3 separate regions of the Mus musculus genome follow, and regions 2 and 3 are each linked to region 1. The links are chromatin loops, found by intact Hi-C in ENCODE. Cell type or tissue: left cerebral cortex. All regions are shown on one strand. Region 1 has its middle 6.9 kb from the start of Gm36171. Region 2 overlaps Gm35807 (a long non-coding RNA gene). Region 3 overlaps Gpsm1 (G-protein signalling modulator 1 (AGS3-like, C. elegans)).

Evidence for each region. Peaks named below come from ENCODE experiments on the same cell type or tissue, not always from the same donor. Only the 100,000 strongest peaks of a DNase experiment are listed, where the experiment ranks them.
Region 2: it touches region 1 in a loop (2.5-fold over the local background); 13 of 42 quality-filtered maps call a loop at or near these places.
Region 3: it touches region 1 in a loop (3-fold over the local background); 23 of 42 quality-filtered maps call a loop at or near these places.

Annotation. Positions count from the first base shown.
Region 1 is chr2:26,558,097-26,566,096 of GRCm38, forward strand. No RefSeq gene overlaps it. Among named protein-coding and RNA genes, the nearest start is that of Gm36171, 6.9 kb to the left of the region's middle. In left cerebral cortex, a CTCF peak has its summit at 3,751 (motif pointing left); a DNase peak (open chromatin) is centred at 3,736.
Region 2 is chr2:26,296,747-26,304,746 of GRCm38, forward strand. Gm35807 (a long non-coding RNA gene) reads left to right here. Exons shown (of 3, transcript XR_374168.4): 2 at 2,183-3,363; 3 at 5,028-5,298. It also overlaps a transcript of Ccdc187 not described here. Among named protein-coding and RNA genes, the nearest start is that of Gm35807, 6.0 kb to the left of the region's middle. In left cerebral cortex, CTCF peaks have their summits at 1,933 and 4,236 (motif pointing right); DNase peaks (open chromatin) are centred at 222, 1,803, 2,324, 2,725 and 2 more places; H3K27ac peaks cover 3,922 bases.
Region 3 is chr2:26,322,264-26,330,263 of GRCm38, forward strand. It overlaps Gpsm1 (G-protein signalling modulator 1 (AGS3-like, C. elegans)), which reads left to right. Exons shown (of 14, transcript NM_153410.5): 2 at 151-372; 3 at 1,245-1,380; 4 at 1,626-1,768; 5 at 2,150-2,273; 6 at 2,535-2,650; 7 at 3,074-3,229; 8 at 3,951-4,059; 9 at 5,029-5,152. Among named protein-coding and RNA genes, the nearest start is that of Gm52505, 6.9 kb to the left of the region's middle. In left cerebral cortex, CTCF peaks have their summits at 2,808 (motif pointing right) and 3,681 (motif pointing right); DNase peaks (open chromatin) are centred at 2,830, 3,726 and 7,337; H3K27ac peaks cover 1,378 bases.

The DNA.
Region 1 (8,000 bases):
TCTCCTTTAGGACCTCAGTAGGGCACTCAGACCTGTGGGTGTCACGGCCATGTATCCCTGGCCCTATTCCCAGTCCAGCAGGATGTCCATCCTAGAGAAGGGTAGTCAGGCTGAGATGAGAGAGCCCTGGGGCTGGTGAATGTGGTACACAAGTCATCTTCCCTTTCCACCATAGAAAGTCAAACTAGCCCCCTTGTGTCCAGGGACCCGTGGCGACGTTGTTGTGTTCGGGTTCCCCTGGATATGGACGTTGCCACCGCCTCCCACAAGAATTGTCCTCTTTTCTCAAATAAAGTGATTTAACCTAAAAAAAAAGTCAAACTAGTGCAGGGAATCCCAGCCTCAGGAGGCAGAGGCAGGCAGATTTTGTAAGTTCAAGGCCAGCCTGATCTACAGAATGAGTTTCGGGAAAGCCAACGGTTTACAGAGAAACCCTGTCTAAAAAACCAAAAACTAAAACCAACTAACTAACCAAACTAAACCAAAACCAAAAAAACCAACAAAGCTTTTGTCCTATCTACTGGGAAAATGAAGACCATTCCAGCATCAGACTATCGACATTCCAGAAAGTGTCGACATCACTCTGGTGATGCACAGTGACTGAAGGGCCCCAGAGGAACCCTCAGGAGGCGATTTAATCACATCAATGTAAGGCTGAGTCTCCTTGGAAAGAAAAAGAAGAGGCTCTGGATTGACAAATATTGGGATAACAGAAAAAAAACTGCTACTGTCCGAACTATCTGCAGTCATGTTGAGAACATGAATAAGGGTGTAACGCTGGGCTTCCATTGCAAGAGGACTTCTGTGGACGCTCACTTCCCCACCGATGCCCTTAATCAGGAGAATGGGTCTTTGGCTGAAACCTGAAATTTCCTGGGTGAAAAAGTACAACTGCAGGGCCTGGATGAAGGGTGCTGCTTGTTCTTTTTTTTAAACCCAGAAGGATGAATCAATCCTTGAAGGAAATGGTATTGAACTTGTTTCAAATTCAGCAGCTTTGAATCAGCAAATCATAACAGTTAAAAAAAAGGGCATCAGAAAGTGCTTGCATAGCATCTATGTCTGAAGAGGGAACAGAACAGCAGGCTGACGAGTGAGGCTATGTTACCCAGCTCCAGAAGCAAGATCCTGATTACAAGTGTGATTCGGGGTGTCCTTTGGCACAATAAATGACTTGTATTAAAAGAAGAAAGGAAGAAAGAAAGGAAGGAAGAAAGGAAGGGAGGGAGGGAGGGAGGGAGGAAGGAAGGAAGGAAGGAAGGAAGGAAGGAAGGAAGGAAGAAAAAAGACAGAAAGAGAAAAGAAAGCCAAACTAGCAAAAGCAACTCTATTAATACTATAAGTAAAACATTTTCTTACCTCCAAAGGTTACTTTTCTACCTTGTTTTAAAAGAAATTAAGATAATTCATGTGACGCTATAAGAGGGAGCCCACCCCTGATATTGTTAATGATTTTTGGCTATAGTTGCAGACAGAGCCTAGCATAACTGTCATCAGAGAGGTTTCACCCAGAAACTGATGGAAACAGATGCAGAGACCCACAGTCAAACATTAGGTAGAGCTCAGGGAATCATGTGGAAGAGGGAGAGGAAGGATTGTGGGAGCCAGGAGGGTCAAGGGCACCACAAGAAAACCCACAGAATCAACTAACATGAGCCCATAGGGGCTCACAGAGACTGAACCAAGGAGCCTGCATGGGACTGACCTAGGCCCTCTGCAAATATGTAACAGTTGTGTATCTTGGTGTTCATGTGCTCCTAACAGTGGGAGCAGGGCTGTCTTTGAGACCCTTTCCCCCTACTGGGCTACCTCATCTGACCTCTTAGGAGAGAATGCTCCTAGTCTTACTGCGACTTGATACACCAGGGCTGTTTGATAACCATGGGAGGAGGAGGAGATGAGGGAGTGGGGAGGCCTGAAAGGAGAGGACAGAGGGACATTTCAGTAGGAGTGTAAATTTAATTAATTAATTAATACGATAATTCATGTGCTTTGCATGTTTGTTGGGTCATGTGACCTAGGTCTGGCTAGGCATGTTGAATGTCGGAGATCAGAGAGATCCATCAGGATATAAGGGCAAGAGGTTGAGGGTAAGCGGAGTAACAGAGAACAGAGAGGCCCAGGGTCCTTTGTGAGTCTAAGCCCAGGGTCTGGGCTGAACCTCAGAGCTGGTCAGACTGGATGAGAAGGGCTGGGGACAGTGAGGAACTGAGCCACCTGGGGCTGCTTGCCCAGCAACCAAGGTCAGCTTCAAGTCACCTCTCCACTTCACTTGTGAATAACAGCTCTTCCCATCCCGAGGGAGCCTGTGGCCACCAGACACCTGCTTTCTCCCTGTTCCCACAGTTCTTGCCTTCCCTCCACAGTCTGTCTTGGTACCTTATTGGGGCTCGCCAGACTCCATTGGCTTCTAAAGGCTCTCGGGGACACTGAGGCATGCCACCCAGGCTACAGTCCCAGGGCTATAGACCTGCTTTCAGTACTGTGAATGCCAGGTGTGCAGCTGGAAGCCTGCAGCCAGACACCCTGAAGTTAGGTTAGTATCCTGAAACCTAGACACCACAGATCTCTGGACAAAGCCTGTAGGCTGCCCTCCCCAGCCTTTGTACCCGAGTGCAGAGTACAGAGCCCTAAAGGGCCTTCAAGTGCTGTGAGGGTGGACACTGCACCGTGCCTCTACTTAACAGAGCTCCGTGTGCAGGCTCAGGTGTGACCTGCCTCTTGTAGGGACCCTGGAGACTGAGGTCCTCACTGGATACTGCACCCACCCACTGCCCGTCCTGTACCCTGGTTTCTCTGACAACCCAGTTACCTGTTGCTGGGGGTCAGACGTGTCTGTTGCCAGGGCCAGGGATGGAGCTGAGCAGAGGCAGTAAGGCAGAACAGGGATGTCCCAGCCCACTCTTCTGGACACACAAAGGCCTGCTGACCATCCATATGCTGCTGCTTTGATTTGTTGGGGCGGGGGCTGGAATTGGCTGACATGCTCCAACCTATCGACCTTGGCACAATGGAGCACCCTGCAGGCAGGCTTGCGTATCCTTGTGCCCCATTACCTTCTCAGAGCCCCTTCAACTGGGCTACAAGCATCCCAGCTGCTGCAAGCCAAAGGAGTTATTACTCAGCACTCATGCTTTGCTGGCTGAACAAGAGGTGTTCGGTGAGGGGCTAACGAGGGGATGTCAGGGAATGGAAACTGAGAGCAGCATCAGCCCCAGAGGATGAAGCATGGCTTCCTGCTGGCCTCAGGAGCTCCAACACAAATGCCTTGTCTTCATCTGTGTCTGCCTTGCCAAAGTCCTCTCCAGTCCACAGTAGCACTAGTATGGACCCACCTGTGGTCCTGTGCTGACTTCCAGTCAGGACCGTCAAGTTCCTCGTCTCTGAGAATGGGGAGCTCCCATCTGAGGGGAGGTTGCAGAGGAGGCCTGGACTAAGAGTGGGGAACCCTCCTTGCCTCTTTTAGGAGAGCTTCCTCCTTCTCCTCCCCTCAAACTTGTCTTTACCCCTCCCCCACAAACCTTCCTAGTCTTCAAGCAGCTGGTATCCCTTGGTAGGCCATGAGGATACTGAAGGGTTTTCGGAGGCCTGGATATTGATGGCCATTGGGTCTAGGGTGGGAGAGAAGCTGAGGAAGGTACAGGGTCCAGACAAACTGTGGGTACCTGGAAGAGTGGGATCACACATACCTATGTACACAGGCTACATCCATGACCGTTTCTAAAGCCACATTGTCCCCTTGTGGTCACCTTGTGGTTCTGCATCATCTGGGATTCCTCCCAGACCAGAAGTGAAATAAATACGAGGTGCTCAGAGCAGGCTGGCAAGAACTCTGGCCACTTGGGGTTTACAGGGACGGAGGAAGGGAAGGAGCTGGGGAGCCCCTTGCTCTAAACACTGTGGTTTGAACTCAGAGCCTGTGTTTTTGACCTGGAAACCTACACTTCCCTCATCCACCCCAGGGTTGGAAGGAGAGGACTCAGGACCTCTCCAGAGAAGCAGGGCCAGGGCCAACAGGGGTAGGTAGGGACCTGCTCCTCCCCACGATCCAGGCCGGTGGGGAAGGAATGGCAGGGCTGCCACCTCCAAGGACTGCAGACGAGGAGATTGCATACCAATAAAGCAGAAAGAAAACAAGTAGATAGAACTGAGATTAGAATGGACCAAGAGGGAGCTGGGGAGGGGAGGACCGGAGTTTACATCCCAGAACCAGCATGGCAGCTCACAGCTGCCTGTGACTCCAGTTCCAGGGACCCAGCACCTCTCATACAGACAGACATGCAGGCAAAACACCAATGCATATAGAAATGAACGAGTTTTTAAAAAATAAATAAATAAATAAATAAATAAATAAATAAATAAATAAATAAAATGGACTAACAAGCAAGTCAATGTAACACAGTTAAATCTGGACAGACTTGTAAAAAGATAGCTCTCAGAATAAACCAAGGAAGAGACATACTCCACCAAAGTCAGGCTCCAAAGATGGAGCGTTGGCTCACACTCAACAAGCACCAGGAAAGCAGTGTTTCAGTCAGGAGCCACTTTGGGGTCAGCACTCGGGAGGAAAGGGCGAGAGGAGAGCCCATGGTTAGCCCAGGGGCATCATGAGATGGGGAGAGAAAGTGGAAACAGGGAAAATAATGTGTTAGAGTTCTGAAATACCTGATGATCAAAAATTTGGCAACTCAGATGACATAAAAATTCCTCGAAGGACAAAAGTCACTAACACAAGAAGAAAAGCAACAGAAAAATCCTGCACCTACGAAAGTTCAATTTATAATCAAACTTGGTACACTGCCTGCCTGGCACGCATGAAGCACTAGGTTTGATTCCCAGTGCCACATAACACAAAACCAAAACCAAAACAAGCAGAGGACAGGGTGAGATGGCTCAGGCTAAAGGTGCTTGCCACCAAGATCTAGGATCTATGTCTAACACAGTGGGAAGGATCCTGTTCCATCCCTGAGACCCACAGGTTCTCAGGAAAATTAGAACTGACTCCCAGAAGTTGTCCTCTGACCTCCATATGAGCATGATCTCACACACGCGCATGTGCGCACACACAGGAACACACACACAATACATACTCACACACATGCACACACTCACATGCACATACACACACATACACCCACACTCACACATACACACACTCACACACACACTCACATGATAAATTTGATTGCAGTACTGCAGTCCCAGTGCCAGGCGAGTGGGAAGAGCAACTGTGGGACCAGCCTGGGCTACAAGAAAGTATGCCAAAAAAGGTGGTCACAGGACAGTCAGGCTGAAAAGAGGCTTCATTGGTTAAGAGTGTGCACTACTCTTGGAGAAGACCCAGGAGATCTGAGGTCCCCTCAAGCAACTACACTCATCGACACATACCCCCATACAGCTTAAAATAAAAGTAAACCTTACCCCTAGCCCCTCACCACCTTCCGCAGGAAGGAGAACCAGCCCTGAGGTCATGAGAGTGGGTGAGGTGCCCTTCTCCCTCACCTCTGTAACAGTTGGGAGATCAGGCCCTTCACCTCTGGCTCTGGTGGAGGGGGTTTAGGAGAGCTGGCCTGGAGGGCAAGTGTGTAGGTGACCTGGTTTCACCAAACACTGGTACGAGGAGTCTTGAGTAAGGGTGGGTGTGGGTGTCTCCCCCCACCCCATCTCTCACCATCTGCAGTATCTGAAAGAGCTGACCCTGGGGTCCTGAGAGCAGGAGAGCTAGACCTGCTCCCTCATTGGCTATAGCAGTTTGGAGAGCAGGCCCTGCACCTTGCTTGGGAAATATAGTGGAGCTGGCCTTGGTGGCCATGGCAAGGGTGTGGGAGCAGGAGAGCAGGAGCAGCAGCCCCTCCCAGGCTGCAGCACTTGGGAAAGTAGACCCTGCACCTTGACTGGGCAGCACAGTGGAGCTGACTCTGGAGATGCGGATGCAAGTGAACTGGCCTGAGGACACGAGGCCAGAAGAGCTGATCTGGCCTCCTGCATGTGGTGGCATTGGGTGACCTAGCCAGAGCAGTGCTGGAAAGCTCACTCTGGTGGTGTGGATAAGGGAGAGCTGATGAGCTGAACAACTCAACTGCCACCCAAGCCCAGATCCAGAGCTCTGGATTGGCTCTCCCCCAAATCTACATCAGCTGCAAACGATTGATTGGGACTGTGAAGGACCAGTCCTGCTGCTATTCCAAAGGTGCGGATCTTCTCTCCGGGACACAGGGCAACGACAGGATTACTAGGAGGAGTCCCCATGAGGATCCATTATTGATGGTGTCACAGAAGCCAGAGATACTGAACCAGACCGAGGACTCATTGCAATGACCATTTGCTAGTGAAGATGCGTGGACAGAGGGTGTGGTACACACTGTGTGTGACACACTACAGCTTCCATGGTGAGATGTTTCTATGGTTTATTTGTTGTTGCTTACTTGCTTGTGTGTTTTATTGGGTGGGGAAGTTGTAAGGGCTAAGGGTAGATATCAGGGAATGGGGAGATGAGCAGGACTGGGATACATAACGTGAAACTCAAAAAGAAATCAATAAAAAGCTTTTAAAAAATCTTAAAGTGGTTTGGTGGCACACATCTTTAATCCCAGCCCTTGGGAAACAGAGGCTGGTGGATATTTGTGAGTCTGAGGCCAGCCTGGTCTACAGAGCGAGTTCAGAGCACCCAGATCCTGTCTTAAAGAGAGAGAGAGAGAGGGAGAGAGAGAGAGAGAATGAATCAGGCAGTAGTGGTTCATGAGTTTAATAAATCCCAGCACTCAGGAGGCAGAGGCAGGAGGATCTCTGTGACTTCAAGGCCAGCCTGGTCTACAGAGTGAGTTCTATGACAGTCTATCTACACAGAGAAACCTTGTCTCAAAAAGCAAAAACAAAACAAACAAACAACTACAACAACAAAAACCCAGATGGCGAACGCCATGCAGGAAATGCTGCAGTGGGCAAGTGAGTTCTCTGGAGATGGTCTGTTCGTAAAACTGTAGAGATATAGCCAGACACTGGTGGCACACGCCTTTAATCCCAGCACTCTGGAGGCAGAGACAGGTGGATCTCTGAGTTGGAGGCCAGCCTGGAGCTAGTTCCAGCTTAGCCAGGGATACACAGAAAAAACCCTTCCTTCCTTTCTTTCTTTCTTTCTTTCTTTCTTTCTTTCTTTTTTTTTTTTTTTTTTTTTTTTTTTTTTTTTTTTTTTTTTTTTTTTTTTTGAGACAGGGTTTCTCTGTGTAGCTCTGGCTGTCCTGGAACTCACTTTGTAGTCCAGGCCGGCCTCGGAAAAAACCCTTTCTTGAAAACAACCAAACCAACCAATCAACCAACCAAAAAAAAAAAAAAAAAAACCCTATGAAATTTCTGTATTAACACCAATAAAGCACTGGAAATTAAACATTTATACGAGCTAAGGAAGTGGTTTAACACATAAGGGCATTTGTTCTGCAGACATAAAGAGGACCCGAGTTCAAATCCCCAGCACAAACATGAAATGTGGACATGGCTACAGATAGCACATGTGGATACAGATAGCTTGATTTATGTGGATACAGATAGTCTGAGATATGTGGATATAGATAGCTTGAAATATGTGGACCAGTGAACTTGATGGTCAGGCAACCTAACAGAAGTGAAGAGTGTCTGATTCAGTGAAAGCATGTCTCAAAGGCACATGACAGAGAATGATGGCCTGCTCTGGCCTCTACTTGTGAATGCATGAGTAAATACATTTGCACACTAATATGCGTGCATTCCCTCCCCACTGCTATATAAAAAATAAATTAAAACAAAATTGTTAATGAAACACTTACAATGACATCCAAACCAAAACCCAGAAATGGTTGGATGTCTGTTAACTGGCTGCAAATCAGTATCTTGGGGGGGTCACTACCATAATTAGTATATAGTAAAGGAGACCGTGCTATATCCAACCCAGTGGGTGCCAGGAGTACCCCATTAATATAATTATTCCTATAAGGGAGTGGTTGACCCTGGACCTAGCACTCAAGTGG
Region 2 (8,000 bases), 260 kb before region 1:
CATGACTTGTCTGGAAAAAAAAAAGCCACACCATAAACAAAACAGATTAGCCAGAGCCAGTACGTGGCTGTCGCTCTGAACTGAGTTATTACAACAAAAGCCCTGTGAGCAGAAAAATAATACCCAGGATGCAAAGCAGCAGCAGCAGCCTGCAGACTGGCTCCCACACACCCTGTCTGCTGCCACCATCCTTCAGGCTGGGAGTTCCTATCCTTCTGTGTGTCCCATGCTACCCCACAGGCTTGGCACTCTGCCCTTCCTAGTCTCTTTCAGCGTTGGCATACAATGGCTCAGTGAAGATGGCTGCTACATCCTTCTCACAGTCCAGGCTCACCAGAGGCCTCAGCTGCACCTCATAAACCTCTGCTGATACCCAGACCACGGCAGGATAAAACCTGCAGACTGCCCACCCTGCCCTAGGACTGCCACAGCAGCTGGCATGACAGAACTCTGTACTGTGTGTCTGCCACAGGGTAGTTAGGAGCAAGGCTTCATGGCCTCTGGGCAGACCATAGCCCAGGAAAAAGAGCACACATGCCCCATTCAGGCCAGGCCTGCACTTAACTGCCAGCAGCATCTCAGCCAACCTGGAAGCTCACTACAAGGCTCTGGAGGTCTGAGCCCCTCAGCACCCTGCTCCTGGGCTCCTGACACTTACCAACCTACCATCCTCTCTGTCTCCACAGGTATAAAGCAGCAGCTTAGCTCTAGAGGCCACACAGGCCCCCACTCACCCTGCCTCCTCCTTCACCTCTCTCGGGAGGGTACCTCCCCTCTACCATCCTACTGTGTGACCAGGGGTCCCACACTGATACCACACTGGCTGTACCTGCCAGCTTCCCTCTGCCATCCTCAAAGGGCAGGACTCCTCAGGGACGTGCACAGCCTTGCTAGCAGCTAGCTCTGGCCACGTCCCTTTCATAGCATTCACAGAGACCCCTGAAAGGCTGGGGACTATCTTAGCCACTGATGGCTCTGACCTTGACAGCTCTATAATGCCCACTGACCAGAGGAACCAAGTCACATGTCTAAGGTCCTGGCAGGGTCATATCCAGAATACCAAATCCTCTCTACAATTCACCATACCCCTGCAGCCAGCAGCAGCAGCAGCAGCAGCCACCTGAGGGTCCTTGGGACCGTGCAGAATTTCACCTAAGGGACAGCTTGTTATCAGGAAAAGGATAGGAGGAAAATCCAGCAGAATAGTCACATGCCGTCTGTCCAGCAGAAAGAGGTCTCTGGTCAGTGGCCTCAGGCAAGTTCATTTAGAGTCCTGGGCCTTAGTCTGCTCCTTAGTAGAGTGGGCAGAGTCTTAGCAGGGCTCCTGGGAGGTCAGCATTGCATAGATTACAAGGTGCTCACCTAGCTGGGCTTAGAATTTTTGCCTGTCTGTCTGTCTGTCTGTCTGTCTGTCTGTCTATGCATGCCAGAACCCAGACCACTGTCCAGTTCTTCTATGGACCACCTAGGTACAGCTATGAGTGACAGTTACCCCGCAGCATAGCCAATAGGCACCTCCCCTCAGCCCCATGCAGGCTTCAGCCAACGGCATATGCTATATTTAGGCTGCAGTCTGGGTGGGCAGTGGCAGCGTGGGGAGGGGCTTCCTTCTGAAGCCTGCAATGATTCTAATTAGCCCCATTGTTTATTTCTCACCCCCTCCTCCCTGGAAAAGCAAATCCCAGAGCAGGCTAGGGCAGTCAGCAAAGCGTGAGGGGAGCAGGGCACCACACCCATCACAGTAGCATGGTATCGCAGTGTATTCCACAGCAACAGTGACTCAGGTCTGGCGTCCTCACGTTGGCATGGCACCCAACCGCCAACAAGACCGCCCAGACTGCAGCCTGATCAGCATCCCCAGCTGCCACAGCCCTGCCCTGAACACACCATAATACTGACAGCCAGGAAAAGGAGCAGAGTCTCTGGCTTCTAACAAAAGCATCCTGGTCTCCCCGGACCAAAGCAGGTCAGAGCTGGGAATAACCAGCAGATGGCAGGTACACCCTGATACAAAGCACCAATCTCTTCCATGACACACAATATACACACCATACACATAGCACACAGAAACACACACACACACACACACACACACACACACACACACACACCTGCTACGCAGGTCCAGCCAGCTCTGTGGCTACAGGTTTTGATTTGGTTGCCCATCTTTCTATCCCCACAGCCGATTCCAACTGTCTGCTCTCCAGGGAAGCTAACTGATGCCTCAGGCTGATCTGAGCCCCAGGAAACAATGGCCTCACAGAGGTGGCAGATGCAAGCATGCCCAACACAATAGAAGCGATTTGGGAAGGATGGTACCATGCAGGGAGGCAGATGCATATGCTGAAAGGATGGAGATGAAACAGAGATGTGGATCGGACAAATGCCTGTCTTCTCCTCAGAGGAGGTGGCAGGAAATGCAGGCACAGATGCAAGGAGTGCCCCTCCAGCCCACTCCTACAGTTCAGTTCCTGCAAAGCTCCTCCCTCTGCTAAGAACCAAAAACTGTGACACAACAACCCAATAAACCTTGGGAGACACTGTCCTTGCCCCACTAAGGTCCCCAGCAGGACCAGGGACCCATGCTGTCAGAGTGAAGGCAACAAGAAGAAACCCCCATTACTAGTGCAAGCCTCAACAGGGCCTGCCAGCCCTTTCTATTGTCCCTCAGCGCCACCTTCCATAGCCAACAACAGCAATCCCTGCTGAATAGGCTCTGGTAGTCCGGTTTCTGTGGACAACGGTTCTTAATAGGCCACCACCTGGGGCATTCAGACCCTTGCCAGCATACCACTAAGCTCTGGCTCCTTGCCGAAAGCCATGAGAGAACCTCTGTCACCATAGCCATAAAAGGAAGAGCAGAGATCCACCTCCGTACAACCTCCTGGAACCTGAAGCCCTCAGAGCTCTGCTCCTAGGGGCTTGCAATATGCCAGCTCCTGGCCAGGGAACATCCATCCGAAAGGAGCCCGTGGGCACCCCTCTCTGAAGGGTTCAGAACGGGGATCTGATAAGCACCAGCTCTGGGGTTCCACAGCTGTCTTAGCCCTTAACACAGACACCCCCTCCAGGGGCAAGAGGCATTCCAGCGGGACTATTAGCCAAGTGGCAGTGCCTACAGCCCTCCAACGGACACCAAAATCTAGTGCAGGGGACTCCTAACAGTGGGCCCTGAGGCCAGTGATGGGCAACCTGCAGGACGGAGGACAAGATGGCTCCAACTCCAACAAAGCTAAGAAGCCTAACTCTTCTCCTGTCCACCTCTCCAGTGCCACCCTCTCCCTTACCATGCTGCTGAATCTTGCCCCTTCCCCTAAAGAATTGCAGGAGACTGGGCAAGGATCTGGTGCCACCCTCTCCCAGGTACTCACTCACTGGAAGGGCAGCTGGGAAGGGCAAGCGCCTGGGAGCAGGAGTGTGGGTGGGTATCTGAGAACCCAGGGCTGGAGTCAGTGAGGGAGGCAGACTTGTGCAAGGGTTGCCAGAGAAACCTGGCTCCTCCCCCCAATCCCTGCTTAGCACCTGGGAGGCTGAGTGCCAGGGGCCTTATCTGTGCAGCTGCCCCATGTGGGCTTATAGGCAGCTGCCCCATGTGGGCTTATAGGCAGAGTACAGCAGGGTAAACCTGGCCCCTGAAGGTGAGGAAAGACTGAGAGGTTGAACTAAGCAAGGAAGGGTTTGTGCACACCACTGAGGCACCTCCACCCTCTCTGCTCCCCTGGTCCAGAGCTCTCCCCAGGTCCTGGCGCTGACTCAGCTCATGGTTGCTTCATGCTGCCTGCTGCAGGCATACTCCTAGCTCTTGACTCCGCAGCAGCAGCCCGGCCACTTGAAAGCCTGCAGGATCCCAGAATGCCAACAGGCAGCTTCTGAAACACGGACTCAGGCAGAAGAGCCAAGCCCTGGAGAGAAGCCAGGGAACTTTTTATGTGGGTAAACAGTTAGATATGGCACAAGGTCCCTCTGGTAATACCAAATTCAAAGCCTGCAGAGCCGCTATTGTAGCTGGAGTGGGTGTCCTTGGGACAGTGACAGGAGGCTGTTGGAATAGCAGGATGCTGGGCTCAGGCCCTGCCCAAACCCTGCCACTTTAAGTCGCACATGCTGTGACACTTGACCTTTCCACTGGGGTGCTAATGTGCAAGACTACGCTGTTAGTCTGATTTCCTTTCCCTGTTCCTTGGACACCAGACAGCAGCCTGGTGAAGGTTCTCTCCACCTGCAACTTCCAGTGACGCCAGCAGGTGGTGCCCTCTCCCCAAACTGTTTGTGGAGTTCTCCAATTGCAGATGCCACCAAAGGACACAGAGCACCCCTCCCACCCAAAAAGCACTTCAGAAAAAAAAAATTTTTTTTTTAATCAGGAAATTCCTCAGCTGGGAGCAGGGTGGTGGTGGCCATAATCCCAGCACTTGGGAGAGAGAGGCAGGTGGATCTCTGGGTTCGAGGCAGTTCCAGGACAGCCAGGGCTACACAGAGAAATCCTGTCTCAAAAAGAAAGAAAAAGAGAGAGAGAGAGAGAGAGAGAGAGAGAGAGAGAGAGAGAGAGAGAGAGAGAGAGAGAGAGAGAGAGGAAAGAAAAGGAAAGAAAAGGAAAGGAAAGGAAAGGAAAGGAAAGGAAAGGAAAGGAAAGGAACTAAGAAAAAAAGAAAGAAATTCCCTTAGGTATTCAAGAAAATATGGTTTGGGGCAAAGATTGGAAGATAGCCTTGCTCCTGGGATGCACAGGGCACTCCTTGTCCCTTAGTAGAACCACGGCAGTGAGGCAGGTAGGGACTCGTCCCTGGGCCCTTGGGTAGAGAACTCAATGCTGTCCTAGGCATAGCCCCTCCGTCTGCCGCAAGACCACACTCAAGGTGGCTCCTGCCCTAGGCAGGCAATCCTGGGAGGGTGGCTTCTGTAGTCTGGAGTTCTGGGGACCTGCAAAGGGTCAGCCCAGTCATCATCTATATTCTCAGTGGGGGCCAAGACTTGGATGCATCTGACCCAAGGCTAAGCACAGAGGCTGAGCTGGAGGTTTTTTACAGCAATTTGACACACGGGCCCAGGGTAACCCCTGGGAAAAGAAAGTCCTGGGTCTAAAAGAAATCAAAGTGAGCAAATCATGGGAGCAGCAAGTCAGCAAGCAGCAAGCCAGCAAACAGAACTTCCATGGCCTCTGCACCAGCCCAGCAAGCAGACTTTCCACAGCCTCTGCACCAGCTCCTGCCTCCAGGTTCCCACCCAGTTTGAGTTCCTGCCTTGGCTTCCTTTAAAGGACTGTGATTCAGGATATTCGAGCCAAATAAACCCTTCTCTCCCCAAGTTGCTTTTGGTCATGGTGTTTCATCACAGCAATAGAAACCCCAACTAAGACAAAGGTCAATCTGTGAGGTACCGAAATTCCTGAGAGAGACCCTGGGTCATACCCCACCAGCAGCAACATCCTCACCCTGTGTCACTGAGGCTCATCTGCAGTGCGGCCTTGGCTCCGGCCTCACTTCCCGAAAGTGATGGCCTTTATACCATGCAAGTGACAAAATGTTCTCTAGAGTGGAAAGATGAAACACATATGTCCCATGTCAGACCAAAGTACGGCCATCACCAAAGTCCAGCTTAGGGAACAACGGGTTTTATTCGTTGTTATTTACATGAGGGGTTATTTATAGGAGCAGAAATGACTCAAAGACAGCTGTATCACCAAGGCCCACCGCACCACTCGTGACTGCTCACAAAGCTGGGAAGCCTTAGAGTCTGCAGGCAGCTCAACAGGTTGGAAAGTGACTCAGTTTACACCTCTTCCAAGCAGCTGCACGGGCCTCAAGTCTTTACAGCTTGGGTCCTCTAAGAGGGCTTCTTAGCTTTTGTTGCTTTCTCTAGCAGGAAGAGGGCCTAGTGAATCTGGTTAGTTTCAGGGACTTCCTGAAGCTATTTTGAGTTGTTTGCCTTCATGTTTAAGGTGATTCCTACAGGATGGAATGTTTCAATCTAGGAGGAAACTGTTGTACAACATGCCAGCTTTGCAACTGGGTTGCTGAATACTTGAGTACAATGCTGGAGTTGTCCAATGGGTGTTTCCATGTCACAGGCATTGGACAGGTAAGGAGTGAGACCATACAGATCTTTGCCAAAGTCAGAGGGCTTCAAGTTCAAAAGAAAAACAAGAGGGGTTTTTTAAGATTTATTTTTTGTTTATGCGTATGAAATTTTTACATCCATACATGTATGTAAACCACATGTCTGCCTGTTGGATCCCTTAAAACTGGAGTTATGAATGAATGGTTGTGAGTCATTATGTGAGTATCGGGAATAGAACTCAGAACCTCTGCTAGAGCAACAGTGCTTCTAACCAACTGAGCCATGTGTCCAGCCCCACAAAAGTTATTTCTTTTCATTGACAGGTAATATGACCAAATTAGTTGGTCTCCCAAGTTTTAAAAGAACTCCCCATCGTATGGCTCTGGAGACTCTAGCCAGACTCTCCCACTCTGGTTCCTGGCAGTTTCTTCTTGGCCTAGCCACCTGTCTCTGCTGTTTTGTCTCTGATTGGCAGCTCTGGGAACATGGCTGTCCCTGTGGGGAATAAGAAGCCAGGCTGGAGCAGGCATGAACCTGACTCTCTACACAACAGTCAATACCTTCTTCTCCTAAGCAGAAAGAGTCAAGAGGCTCTAGGCATCTTCTCTGATGATGCTTTGATTCCAGGGCAGTTCATGTGCTTATATGACTTTAAGGCTTCAACAGATCAAAGAAAGATCCCAGAAAGTCCAGTTTGGAAACAAATGAATTTACTGAGCTTAATTTTAGAAGTGGGAGTAACTTGTGAGCAGGTGTACCTCCAAGGAGGCCCATCTTGAGTTATCCTAACCTACAAGACCACGTGCGGCCTCAGAGGGAGGGAGTGGTAGCCTGAGTCTGAGGTGAAGGCCTTGTGGCCCTCCTCTGTCCTGATCACCATAGACCTACTAACTAACTATACTGTTTAGTTCATTTCTATGACCGGATCAAAGTCTCCTATGGGTCACAGCATTACTGTTTTACATGATGATTGTCATTGAGCGTCAAGGAAACAGCCATGTCCAGCACCCACCCAGTTACCCATTTCCATAATGGTTGTCCTTAACTGTCTTCCCCAAGTCTGCTTTTGCTCTCCCATCCCTACACTCACCTGCTCTAAGCCAGAAGGGACAAATTCCAAAGTCCTCAGGGTGTTGGGCTCACAGGGCTTCCAATACTACAGAATCTTCTGATTTGTTCCACACTGAATTGTAGTCCTCTACCCCAGACATAGCACCTCCAGATCTTATTATCCTACTTGTCCTGGAAGTCCCCATACTTCCCAGAAAGCGCCTGCTACTCCCTTTTCCCCTTCTCTTCTTTCTAGTTGGCCTCTTTAGGATTAGTGGAACATATTCTGCTAGTGGCTTCCTTCATGAGAACAGAAACTCTTCTGAGGTCTTTGTCCCATTCTCCATTAGAGCATTAGAGAAGTTAGTTTGGCTAGGTATAGAATTCTGAGAAGTGAAGGCATCTTATGTGGTCTTCCAGCACCTAGGATGTTTTTGAGAAGTCTAAAGCATATATAGATCCAAAGTCCAGGAAAGCTGGACTTTGTGGTACACACTTGTAATCCCAGCCCTTGGGAGACAAAGCAAGAAGATTGCTGCAATCTCAAGGCCATGTCTGATCTGCATAGTAGGTTCTAGCCCACAATGTAAGACCCTGTCTCAAAAAAAGGGTTGGGGGAAGCCTGTGTAAAATTTATAGAGGTCACATGGATGGCAATCATCAGGACCTTAGCATTTCTAACAAGTGTGTACATTCAATGGTGAAGATGAGAGGACCCTAACATAACAGAGGAAATACTTTTCTGCCAAAAGCCATGTTGTAAATGTCATACCTAAGGGCAGGGACCAAAAGATCTAACCATGAAGTCATGAAGATGGCTAATCCCTCCCTGGGCATCCTTGGCAGTTGGCTTACTCATAGTGTAAGTACTCATGGTTGCTCTTTGAGGTAGG
Region 3 (8,000 bases), 240 kb before region 1:
TGTTGGGTCCAGGATCTGCTCTGAGCATGAACTCCCAGCTGCCATATCTGTGAACAAAGCTGTGACGGGGCACAGCTGCTGAGGGACATCGTCTCATTGCAACCATAGAGTGTGCCAAGGGGTGGACCATGGTATTCCTTCTCTGCCTAGGATGGAGGCCTCCTGTCTAGAGCTGGCCCTGGAAGGGGAGCGGCTGTGCAAGGCGGGGGACTTCAAGGCAGGTGTGGCTTTCTTCGAGGCTGCTGTGCAGGTGGGCACTGAGGACCTGAAGACACTGAGTGCCATCTACAGCCAGCTGGGCAATGCCTACTTCTACCTGAAGGAGTATGCCCGGGCCCTGCAGTTCCACAAACATGACTTGCTGCTGGCACGGTAAGTACTGGTGGATTGTGGCCTGATGGCATTGTCCTGGTCCCCTGTGTGTGGAGTCCCCTGCCCTTGGGGGAGGTTGGATGCAACAGGTGTATCTGTGCCTGGAGAGCCCAACAGGAGGGCCTGACCTAGGACGGGGAATCTGTGAATCCCTTAGAGGTCAGCATTCAAGTTAAAATATATGTATGTGCATGGATATGTGTGTGCTGTCTGCATGTGTATATGTATGCAAGTGTATGTGTATGTTTGCCTGCGTATATGTGTGTGTGCCTGTGTGTGTGTATGAACATGTGTCTATCTCTGAGTTATCTCTGGCTTGGTGTGACTCTTTCTTCCTGAGATTGTATCTCTACCACCCATAGCTATTCCTTTTCTGTGGTCTTGGGTTCCAGTTACTCTTGTCATCTTCTCTGTAGGGTATGGTCTTACTCCAGGGGAACCCTCTGTTCTCCCTGTGAACTCTGACCCCTTGGAGGTTTATGGTCTCCCTTCTGCACATTTCCCACCGTTTCCTAGGTTCTATCTTGATGCCTCCAGTCCTGTCTAGCCTTTGACTCTTGGTTCCTACTGTTTCCTGCAGGGCCTCCCTCTCACTCCACATTTAACCCAGCTTCTACAGATGCCTCAGAGCCATCCTGACTGCATAGACAGGGCGCAGAATTCCCCCAGCTCTGGCATGCTGGCGACCCCCCACCAGCAATCCTCCCCACTTCTCTGTCCTCAGCACGCAGTACGGACCTGACGCAGCTGCTGGATCACCAATGCATGTGTAGAGCTAACTTTTCACTGTCTGTCTTTCCCCTCTGAGGCTTCTTGCTCATCTCAGGGCCCAACTAGACCCAACTGACTCCTCACTCCTTCCTGCCCTCCAGGACCATTGGTGACCGCATGGGGGAGGCCAAGGCTAGTGGGAACCTGGGCAACACACTCAAGGTCCTAGGCCGATTCGATGAGGCAATCGTCTGCTGCCAACGACACTTGGACATTGCCCAGGAGCAGGGGGACAAGGTAAGTGGTCGGACCCTTGGGTCCTCTACCCTTTCCATCCCTGCTGGGGCTCTTACCCTCAAACGTTATTAGGCCCAGCCACCTCTGCCACCCAGCTGGCAGAGGAGAGAGAGGGAGAGGGTAGAACTGGATCTGCCCTTCCTCGGGACTCAGCAGGCCATGGGACTAGAACACAGCTCCTGCAATCACACCTTGGTGTGAGTTCCCGGGGGGCTGTCGAGCCTCTACCTCACTGCTGCCCACAGGTTGGGGAGGCGAGAGCACTCTACAACATTGGAAATGTGTACCACGCCAAGGGCAAACAGCTTTCCTGGAATGCTGCACAGGACCCCGGGCACCTGCCACCTGATGTCCGCGAGACACTGCACAGGGCCTCTGAGTTTTATGAGTGAGTGAGTGTGGTGGGCTGGCACCACAGGGTGAGGGCTGATGGGGCTAGGCTTATCTGAATGCCCCTGCGTTCCATAAATACTTCTTGAGCCAGTGTGTGCCTGGTAAGGGGCTGGGCAGGATTCCCAGACACAAAACACCCTCACATATAGATAGCCCTACTGCTCTGTGGGCACTTCTCCTCACACACACCTCTTATGCATGGTAGGCTTTGACCAATCTTCCAGCCCCAAGGCTCCAGTGTCATTTGAGGCAAGGATCCCATTCCCTCCACATGCTCCTGGGAGAGCCACTCAGTACTGTCCAGCTTCAGGAGGAAGCTATGTAGCCACTTCCTGGTGCTAGGAAGGACATAGCTCTCAAAGATTTGGCCCCCTAGGAGGAACCTGTCTTTGGTGAAGGAACTAGGCGACCGGGCGGCCCAGGGCAGGGCCTATGGCAACCTGGGTAACACCCACTACCTACTGGGAAACTTCACGGAGGCCACAACCTTCCACAAAGAGGTGAGTGAGCTGGGCCTGGGTACCGGGGCGGGGATGCTGCAGTAGGAAGGCTTCAGGTTCCCCTCACAGTCCTCAACGGCATGGGGCTGGAACATCACTGAGCCCCTTGCTCCTGTTGTATTTCGTCCTGTGGTCCTAGTCTACTCCCCTGGACACTTAGACATTAAGCTAGCACCTTGGGTGGAGAGGCATCCCTCCCTGACTGTGTTCCTAGGGGTTGCAGGGCTATGTGATGACCTCGGGGTTTGGATCTATCTGCAGCGCCTGGCCATCGCCAAGGAGTTTGGGGACAAGGCAGCTGAGCGGAGGGCCTACAGCAACCTGGGCAATGCTCACATCTTCTTGGGGCGCTTTGATGTGGCTGCTGAACATTACAAGTGAGCAGGGAAGACAGTCCTGGGGTATACTGAGCACCATGCTACAGAGATGCCACTCCCATGGTGCAGTCCCAGGAGCCAAAAAGGCTGATGCATGAAGCTCCTGGGTGTCCCTGACCTGTGTCACAGTTCTTAGTCAGCTGCTTCCTGGGTAGAGGGGTGGCCACTAGATGGAGCAGGTACTTCATGCTCATCTCAGTTCTGAGATACAGACACTGAATCCCTGTAAATATCATCTGCTCAGAGCTGTTAGTGATATTAGCCAGTGTCACAATTAGCTAACTCCTTAGCCAACGGGAACCCATGCACCCACACGCATCTGGTGCTGTGAGTTGAGTGCAGTGGCCATTTCAAGATGAACATTCCTGATGTAGAAGAGACATTGCCACTCCCCTCAGGGACTGACTCTCCCATTCTGCACAGGAAGACGCTGCAGCTGTCTCGGCAGCTCCGGGACCAGGCAGTGGAGGCTCAGGCTTGCTACAGCCTGGGCAACACCTACACACTGCTACAGGACTACGAGCGTGCTGCTGAGTACCACCTGCGGCACCTAGTCATTGCCCAGGAGCTGGCTGATAGGTTTGTGAAAACAAGGTCTTGGCTGGGCCTGGCTTACAGTGACAGCCTGGGTTTGAGTGCACGCTCCCCTGCGGGCCACAGCATGCATGCTGGGAGCGACCTCCCACATAGGCCCTCAGCCAATCCCTCAGTGGGAAACAGTGTAAGCAAATAGGTAGGTCCAAGGCTTGTAGGGGCCCGTGACTTCCCAGCTCTGGAATAGCCTTCTGTGCAGATCTGGATGTAGCAGGGTTTCAGAGCCACAGACCTGGGGGCAGCTATAACAGGAGGTATCCTCGAAGAGCTGCCCTGTCCCCAGGGCTTCTGTGGGAGGGACAGATAATGGAAGTGTCCTGGAACTAGGTAGAGATAGTGGGAATAGCGACAGAAACAGCGAACTATCCCTGAATGCATGGTTCACTTTGGACCTGGGTAAGGGAGCATGGAGCAGGCTACAGGGAGGCACTTGCTGGCCACTAGGGGGCGAACCAGGCCTTGCGCAACAGTATACAAGTGCTGGGCTCTGCAGGCCCAACTGGCCCCAGGGTAAGCTGGTAACACGCTTAGGTTTATCTCCCTCAAGGGGGTGGACCAGTGAGCACTGTGGCCAGGGCCAACGAGCTCCTTTGGCTGAGGAAACCCTGTGCTGATGGTACATTGTGTACCAGGGTTGTGGGAGGATCGGGGACTTGGGGCAGTAGGCAGACCTGGGAGGCAGGTGTGATTGTCTAACTTTCCACAGGGTGGGAGAGGGCCGAGCATGCTGGAGCCTGGGGAACGCCTATGTGTCCATGGGGAGCCCTGCACAGGCCTTGACCTTTGCCAAGAAACATCTGCAGATCTCCCAGGAGGTGAGCCGGGCCTACTCCCCTAGGTCTCTACTGGTGCCTCGGCAGCACATTGTCTCCTTTCGTGTGCTTGTTCCCAACCACCCTTTCTGAACACTGGATCCCTAAGAGGACAGTTCCCACTTGTGTGTACCAGGGCCAGTGGGTCAATGGGGGGAGCAAGGATCTGTTTTCCACTTAGAATGCTGGTGTCCCCTGTGTGGATTCCATTCTCCAATCCCTAGGGAACTGGGCCGTGTAAGGTATCGGGGATGCTGGGAGTAACCTCTTGGAGGTGGACCAGGGAGACAGGTTCTATTGCCCAGGAATACCCTGTGATACCTCTCTAGGAAGCTGAGTGGTCCCTTCTCTATGTTCAGTCCCCTCCTACTGCGGACAGTGCAGGGACATCCGAGAGAAACCTAGTCCTCCTAACTAAGGGTGGATCTCAAGCCCCTACAGCATCAAAAGGAACTTCTCACAAGAACAGGATGGTCCAGAGCAGAGGAGACTCTGTCTGAAGACTCCTTCGCATGGTGTTAGCCTCACTTCCCCATGAGTGCAAACAGAGGTCTCCAAAAACTTCTGAGCTTCATGGTTCCCTGTGTTCTTCATGTTGGGTTTGTACTCAAGAGGATCCCCTGATGGAGCCTCAGTATTGGAACCTGAGGCTTGTGGGCCCTAGGAGAAGACAGTTCCCTATGGTTGAGACAGGCTCACTCCACGAGAAGGCCAAGCTGACCACTCACAGGAGGTTTCCCAAGACCCTAAGCATTCTGGGATGGACTAGAGGCTGTCCAGAACACCTAGGAATACACTCAGAGTCAAGTTCTGGTAGAGAAGGACTGGCTCGCTCAGAAAGCCAAGGGTCTGAGGTCAGCCCAGGCTGTCCAGCAGGCCAAGGATGGTGTGCAAGAGCCCTGTCACTAACACTCAGAGATCACAGTCCCAAGTCTGACCTGCCGCCTGTCTCCCCACCCCTGCTTGCTTCAGATTGGAGACCGAAACGGAGAACTGACAGCCCGCATGAATATTGCCCACCTGCAGCTGGCCCTGGGCCGGCTGACTAGCCCAGCAGCAGCGGAGAAGCCAGATCTGGCTGGCTATGAGGCACAAGGTGAGCAGTGGTTCGGGGGCTGAAATGTGCTTCCTCATGTCTCTAGTCTCAGCATGAGGTACAGTAGTCAGGGCAGCTCTGAACAGGGATGTAGCAAGAGAAACTCGGGGGTGGGGGAGACAGTTCAGGACACAGAGTAGGTCTCCCAGAAAGGAAGCCATTAACAGCTACTGAGTAAGAGAAGAGGCTATACCCGATCTGGGCACCTACTCGTCCTTGATTTGGGTCCAGGAGAGACCACACCACTCACTGCCCAGGAAGGCTCATAGTGGGAGTAGAGAGTCAGGCGGACACAGAACTGCATTGCAGTGTGATGTGAGGAGAGCCAGGGTGTCCAGAGTTCTGGGGCACAGATGGACTCCACTGGGGCATACCAGGGATCAGGGGTATTTTAGTTATTGTTCTATTGCTGTGAAGAGACACCATGACCAAGGCAACTCTTACGAAAAAAGCATTTAATTGGGAGCTTAGTAACAGTTTCAGTGGTTTGGCCTGTAATCATTACGGTGGGGAGTGTGGTGACAGGCAAGCAGGCATGGTACTGGGAAAGCACCTAAGAGTGCACATCTGATCCAAAAGTTACAGGAAGGAGGCGGGGGAAAGGGCTTGGCATGGGCTTTTGAAACCTCACTCTCAGTGCCACACCTCCTCCAACAAGGCCACACCTCCTCCAACAAGGCCACACCTCCTCCAACAAGACCACGCCTCTTTTTTTTTCTTCCACATTTTGTGTTCATTTTAATGATAAAAAGGGGCACAGGAGAAAAAAAACCTGATATTTCACTTCTATTACATAACAAACTAACCAAACTGGACATGGGGGATGAATTATAAAACATCATTTTACGTATTTTTCTATGACTATTCTTTAATTAGACTTGTGTATTTCAAATAAGGTTGAGGTATAGTATACTGGCAAAAATATAAGAGGCAAATAAGAATAGTGCCAAAGAGCTGGGCAGTGGTGGCACATGCCTTAATCCCAGCACTTGGGAGGCAGAGGCAGGGGGATTTCTGAGTTCGAGGCCAGCCTGGTCTACAGAGTGAGTTCCAGGACAGCCAGGGTTACACAGAGAAACCCTGTCTCGAAAAACCAAAAAAAAAAAAAAAAAAAAAAAAAAAAAGAATAGTGCCAAAGTAACAGGTACCCAAAATCGAAATCCATGTCAGAAAACATCATCTAGTAACCAATTATGGGATCAGAGCAGCAGGAGGAAGGTACTTCTATGTCATCATCATTTGAGTGGTATTTGTCAGCTTCACCATGGTAACTTTGTAGCATCATTCTCCATTTGTGAAGTAGTAAAATTCCTGTCAAAAAAGGAAGGGAGGGCAGGGAGCCAGTCAGTTCATTCCAATAAATTACCTCGCCAGTTCTTATAAACATGCCTGTCAGCACAAAATTAGGAACTAATATAGAAGACTGGAAGAGACTTGGTTTAAGTTATGAAGCAAATAAAATGAAACAAACAAACAAACAAGAAAATAGAACCAACAGGGTTGAAAAAGCCCCTCACTGAAAAATCCGTATTAAAAAAATAGAGTTAATAAAATAAAAATAGAAACAAAACTCTGCTAGTACAAACTAGCCTGAGTGGTTTGATTGACAGAGTGATTGGGTCAACTGTCATTGTACTTCATAAATGGGTTTTCCTCACTCATGTTAAGTGGCACATGGATGGAAGCAAGCTCTGTAAAGGACAAGGACTGCATTTTCATACAACCCAAATAGTTAACTGTAAGTCCTATAAAAAATAGTTTACTTTGATAACTGACTGAAATATGTGAGAACTCCATGTATCCAACCACATGGTTGTTTGCTGTATAGTCCTGTGCAAATATAAAAAAATTTTTTTTTTTTGCTATAAGAAAATTCCACTCTCTGGGATTCAGCCATTTCTATGAGGATCATTCTTGTTCAAACCACCACAAAAGGCAACGGAAAGGTTGCCAGAATGATAGGTAGTAGCCTGGACCACCAATGGCAGAGGGCTGGTGGGTCCCTGAGAGAGCAAGACTCTTTGGTCTCCTAGAGCCCCTCCCTCCCATGATCCTAGTGGTACCACAGGGCAAGAAGACAAGAAAGGGCTTCTTCCTAAGCAGCCAGCAGCCAGAGTACCCGGCATCGTCATACTCTGTGGGCGGGGCCGCTGGGAGCCTGGAGGGAGCCAGTCAGGGACTGCCTAGAGTACTAATCAGGCAAAGGCACTTGAGTGACCTCATTCAGACTGCTGACTGTCCCTGTGCGGGTCAGACACGTGGTGAATAAAAGGACAGAATATTCCCCACAGAGCAAATATATTAATACGTACAAAGGAGGACTGCGTGGATGCAGGGTGTCCCACAGAGTTGGTTTCTTGGGGCCCATAAGGCCTTAAGAGGGAGGCGAAACCTCACGAGGGAGCCAGCTGCTCCCTGCCTATTGAGTTTGCCAGGAATGGAGCCCCAGCTCCTCATGAATGTTTTTTCCAGGAGCACCCACTGACTCCAGCCTCTCAGGCCATTCAGAAGGGATACTTGCTACCATGAGAGCCACTGGTTCCTTGAGCCTGGAATTTCTCAGTATGACCTGGCCTGGAAAATAAGGGTGGGGACAGAGGAGAGGAGCAAAGGCTTCTAGGACCCTCAGCTACCCCATGTGGCAAGAGCTACAGTGACTAATGGATGGGATAGGGTTGCGCAGTGTGAGCCTCTGGCTGCCAGGTTCCCATGGTAGATAGCGCTGTACAGAGCTCCTAGAACAGCCCTCAGCCCATGTACCCTGAGCAGGGCTGGCTGGCTTCTGGAAAGATTCCCACAGAGGCAGCCAGCTCCTTATCCTGACTCTTCCTCTAAGCTAAGCAAAAGG